Regions from separate parts of the Homo sapiens genome. Here region 2 is linked to region 1. A link is a contact called in ENCODE Hi-C data. All regions are on one chromosome and are shown on one strand. The core of a region is the stretch at or near the end of the contact, and the rest is flanking DNA. Distances in the headings are between cores, read along the strand shown.

What was found. Hi-C counts contacts between places; a loop is a spot of excess contacts on that map. Pooled maps may share reads with other maps.
Region 2: a map with no recorded cell type shows a loop between it and region 1 (10-fold over the local background). The contact joins two enhancer-like sites. A Hi-C loop is called at or near these places in 3 of 37 single-sample maps with no recorded cell type and 3 of 50 pooled maps.

Annotation. Positions count from the first base shown.
Region 1 is chrX:46,712,377-46,714,994 of GRCh38, reverse strand. All of the region lies in intron 1 of SLC9A7 (solute carrier family 9 member A7), which reads left to right. Among named protein-coding and RNA genes, the nearest start is that of SLC9A7, 45 kb to the left of the region's middle. RefSeq lists an enhancer at 751-850. Within about 2 kb of position 1,299, at least 3 of the 41 ENCODE cell types and tissues checked have a DNase peak (open chromatin) inside an H3K27ac peak, as active enhancers do.
Region 2 is chrX:48,938,454-48,941,071 of GRCh38, reverse strand. The region is part of intron 2 of OTUD5 (OTU deubiquitinase 5); the gene reads left to right. Among named protein-coding and RNA genes, the nearest start is that of OTUD5, 18 kb to the left of the region's middle. RefSeq lists cis regulatory regions at 118-618, 1-943 and enhancers at 508-767, 1,898-1,947, 1,958-2,457. Within about 2 kb of position 1,316, at least 6 of the 41 ENCODE cell types and tissues checked have a DNase peak (open chromatin) inside an H3K27ac peak, as active enhancers do.

The sequences.
Region 1 (2,618 bases), core at 50-2,549:
ATCTCTTTCAACAAATTTATCTTCTAGTTTGCCAGTTCTCTCTTTACTGTGTCTAGTCTGCTGTTGAACTTGAAAATGAAATAAAAATGCTAAGGTCATGTTTTTCTTTTCCAGGATTTCTATTGGTTCTTTCTAAACTCACAATCCTCTACTCCACACTACACTCCTTAACCCTTTCCCTGCCTTATTTTTAGCCATAGCACCTACCGTATTCTAACATACCATGTAATCTACTTATTTTGTTTCTTATGTTTCTTCCCTTATTAGAAATATAACGAAGTCCAGAAAAGCAGGAATTTGTATTTGTTTCGTTCACTGACATATATCTCCAAACACTAGAACAGTGCCTGGGACATAGTAGGATCTCAAAAAATATTTGTCGGGGATCTCAAAAAATATTTGTCGGGGATCTCAAAAAATATATGTGTTGTCCATAAGTATGGAGGCAATAGTGAAACCTGCCAAATTAGATTGGGGTGGAGATGAGGTCCTTGTAGAGTCCAGTAGGAAATAAAATTTGGGGAGGGGCTTCATTATGGCCAGATTATATAGAGCATCCTGTGTTGAGGGGAGGTTTGGGGCTTCAACGTAGTAGGCATGTATATTATTTACAAAGCTGAGCCAAATATCCATAATTTACTTGTCATCTGGGAGACATCAGGAAATAGCAGAAAGAACTCTGGCTTTGGAATTGGAAGTATGCAAGTTGGAATCCTACTTCTACAGTTTACCAGCTATGTGGTCTTAGGGCAGTTACTTACTCTTGAAGATCCAGTTTTTTTTTTTAACTGTAAAGTGGTGTTAATAATCCCTACCTCATAAAGTTGTGGTGAAAATTAAGAGATAATATTGTAAGTAAAACCCCTAATACAAAGTGGGTGCCCAGTAAGTAGTTCTTAGACTACACTGACTGATTTGAAACTATTAGCATACTAAAATGTACTTTTTCTGTTTGGGGCACATTACTTAGAGTAGTAGGAAGAAGCAGAAAACATTGAGTATAGTATATTGAGGTAGAGTATTGTAACTGTGGTTTAGGAAAAATAACTACCAACTGTGAGTAAAAATGAAAAGGAAGATACTATATTTGGGTGTTTTACAGTCACGAAAAAAAAAAACCCACAGAAATAACTAGTATCTTTTCACTTCTCCAAAACGTTTTGAAACCTTGAGTTAATTAAGAAGGGAGAGGAAAATCCCCTAATAATACTAGAGTCACTAATAGTGTGGTCTCTGAAAGTACCGAACCACAGGGAAGTCACCGGGTTCTGGAGGAGATCAGCTTTCCTGGAGTGGTCCAGTCCTCATGGATATTCTCTTCTGGGTAGGACCTGCATGTTGACATGAACCTAGGGCACTAACTTGACCCTCCGCAGAAAAAACTTTCAATGTTAAGTCCTCTGCTTGCTAAAGGTCACCCAAGAATATTTCTCCTGGAGAAGCCTTGTGCATTTTCTTTTCTTTTCTTTTGTCTTTTTTTTTTAATTTTTTTTGAGATGGAGTTGTACTCTTGTTGCCCAGGCTGGAGTGCAATGGTGTGATCTCAGCCCACTGCAACCTCCACCTCCCGGGTTCAAGCGATTCTTCTGGCTCAGCCTCCCAAGTAGCTGGGATTACAGGCGCCCGCCACCATGCCCAGCTAGTTTTTTGTATTTTTAGTAGAGACAGGGTTTCACCATGTTGGCCAGGCTGGTCTTGAACTCCTGAGCTCAGATGATCCACCCGCCTCAGGCTCCCAAAGTGCTGGGATTACAGGCATGAGCCACCATGCCCAGCCTGCCTTGTGCATTTTCTATATAACTGGTTGTTAAAGATGTTATCCTTTTTTGCTAATTGACCCATGGATAAGGGGCCATCTGACAGCTTTGAGAATTTAGGATTAAGCAAACATTTATTTCTCTTAACTGGTTATTCCCTCTTATCAGATTATGAGAATTAAATAGCACACAATGCTTCCTTTTTGTTTCAGTTATCAAGAAACTCAGAGCACCATGTAATGCTTGATTACAATAACAAAAAGTCTAGGAGGACCATAAATTTACTTCCTCCTTGTATGCTATAGTTCAGTACTGTCGTTTTCTATTTTAAGTGGCTTGCTGTGTAGAGCATCTTAAAGGCTTTACAAAATAGCCTGAGTATACCTAATTTGGCATTTGACTAATTTAACATTTCCCCAGATGTGACTCAAACATTTTGTAAATGTAGTGAATTTAAAAGACCCAGGTGTCTAGCAGTAGGGACATGGTTTAATAAACTGTGGCATATTAATACACTGCATTTAGAATTTTTATCTTAAATTCTAAAGCAAATCTGTCACTGAGCCCTTATACAAGACTCAGTGCACAATGTATAACTGAACAGCAGTGAACATGAATGAATTTATGTTTCAACGTGAGTAACTGATATGGTTTGGATATTATTTGTCCCCTCCAAATCTCATGTTGAAATGTGACCTCTCATGTTGGAGGTGGGCCTGGTTGGAGGTGTTTTGATTAATGGGGGTGGATCCCTCATAAATGGCTTGGTGCCATCCCTGCCACTAATGAGTGAGTTCTTGATCTGTTAGTTCAGGTGGGATCTGGTTGTTTAAAGAACCTGGCATCTCCCCACTCTCTCAC
Region 2 (2,618 bases), core at 67-2,566, 2.2 Mb before region 1:
TCCTTGACTTCTCTGGACCTTACCTCCTCCAAGTAGGAGCACGTGGCCCTCTGTTGTTGGGAGTCTTGAGGCAGGTGGCTTTCTGCCTTCTGTTCCCCTGGATTATCTTCCTATAGGGTCCTACCATTTGCTTTAGAGACTTCTGAGAATTGCCTACTCCCCAGGTAGCTGCCTGCCTGCCATTGGTTCCCCTGAGTTAAGCAATATCCATTGCTTGCGCTCAGTTCTCTCCCACCTCCTCTTATTGGGGATTCATGAGCATCATTGAAGGCTTGGGTGGAGTGGAGGTGGGAACCTGAGCCTCAGAGGTATCCTGTGGCCCACCCTGTCCCTGTTATGCTCAGATAACCTCCTCCTGGAAACATGACTCTGCATCTCTCCCTTGCTCCCTCCCTCCATGTGGCTTTGACTCAGCAGAAACCTCTAACCCTGACCAGGGTCCTGGTGCTAGCTTCTGTGGGCAGAGTGAAGGCCACATGGTTGTTTCTACATGGGCCATGGGGGAGTGGCAAGGGCTGTGCATGTTACCACGATGAGGCCCAGAAACATTAGCTAGGCCCACTCTTCTGGGCCTTTTGGTCTTGGAACATCAGCACTAGGAGGGATGGATCTGAGATCAATTTTGATTGTTTTATAAATGGGGAAACTGAGGCCTCAAGAGAAAGCCAAGACCCTACCCTATCTAGGTCATACAACCAGTGTCAGAACATTGGTATTTGAGGTTGAACCAGGCCACAGAAAGAAGATTCCCACGGGCCATTTCCTGTACACCAGCTTCCTTCAGCCTCTCCCGTGTATCCTTCAGGTTTCTCATCCTTGCAGTGGGAATCCTTGAGCAGAGGAGCACACATCTCAGGAACCAGACTATCCAGTGGGATGAGTTCTGTCTCTCCCACTGAGGGTATGCTAGTTGGGGTAGTTGGGGCTACAGACCAGGTCACACCACAGCTGCTTGACAGGCAAGTGAGACCTTTGTCCTGGCTCATCTCCTCAGGAGATTGGTTCTCAGTGGGGCCAGGGTTCCCACTGGACCAGGAGGGTAGTGGGGAGCAGACCAGGTCCCTGTCTCCCTCTGCAGCTGTGTGTACACACGTTAGTGTGGTTTGTTTTTAGGTTCCCTGTAGACACCTAGCTTCCTTTTTTGCCCTTAGCGGAACTTGCTGTGGCTCTTCTGGGAGGCAGGCAGCTACCTGGGGAGTAGGCAGTTCTCAGATGTCTCTAAAGCAAATGGTAGGACCCTATAGGAAGATAATCCAGGCTCTCATGTCTTGCTTCTTAACATAAATCTGGGTACATTATTGGTTACATTACATTAGTTACATAAGGACTTCCCCCGGGCAACAGAGGAGAGAGGTTGAGGCTAGTCTGTTAGAGCTCTTGGTTATTTCCCCTGCCCTCCACCTACCCTGCCAGAGGCCAGGAAGGAGGTTGGTGGGGTAGGGGGTCCCTCAGTTTATAGAGCCTCACATCTTCAGTCTTTCCTGAAGTGGCAAGGGCATCTACTCATTGAATGTGATAGTTCTCTGTTGTGGGATTTGTTGGGTGAGCATTTGGCCTCAGGGAGCATCTTTGGCAGTCTCTGCTGTATGTGTATACACATGTGCATTTCTATACTGGTGTCTCTGTGTGTCCAGAAAAAGGAAAGAAGTGGGGTGTGTATGGGGAGGGTAAGGTTCATATTGGCCTCTGTGGCCCTAGGGAGAGATGCAGCCCCTGATATCTATAATCTCTGCCCTCTCCCATGCCTTTCCTGGGTTCTAGCTGATTCCTGCTTGTGCTGGTGTGGAAACTGAGGCACACAAGATCAGGTCCTGCCCCAGGGAGTAAGGTGACTAAGATGGTGGCTGGATTGGGGTGAAGGTGGTAATATCAGCTGGGGCCAGCAGTTACCCTTTGAGAGCCTGGCCTCCCCTTCACTCCCCCTAAATCTGTGATCCCAGGCAAGCTTTGCCACATTTCTGTGTCTCCTGGGTAAAGTAAGAGTGTTTTGGTAAGGATAGAATGAGTTGGAGTGTGAAAAGTCTTTGGTGTGGGACCAATTGTAGTATTGTACTGAGGATTTCTGAGCCCTGTTTGAGATGGGAACAGAGGTAGAATGGTGGGGGACCCCCTTCCAGCTGGCCTCTGGGAGGGGAGAACAGGTGCAGATTGCCCACAAGTGCAGCGTCAGCAAGAGGAGGAGTTTCAGTTTCTATCAAAACAAGTTCTCTGAATTCCCCTACCTCTGCAGGTCATCCCCCCAACCTCAGACCCCTCCACAGGGAAGTCAAGCCTGGCCCCCAGCCCTGTGTGCCAGCCTTCTGGGAAGAGGAGGGCTTTCTGGAGGACAGAGGTGGAGCTAGGAAAGTCAGAAAAACGAATTCTTTTTTTTTTTTTTGAGACAGAGTTTCGCTCTTGTTGCCTAGGCTGTAGTGCAGTGGTGTGATCTTGGCTCATTGCAACCTCCACCTCCCGGGTTCAAGCGATTTTTCTGCCTCAGCCTCCCAAATAGCTGGGATTACAGGCATCCACCACCCTGCCTGGCTAATTTTTTGTATTTTTAGTAGAGATAGGGTTTCACCATGTTGGCTCGGCTGGTCTTGAACTCCTGACCTCAGGTGATCCACCTGCGTCGGCCT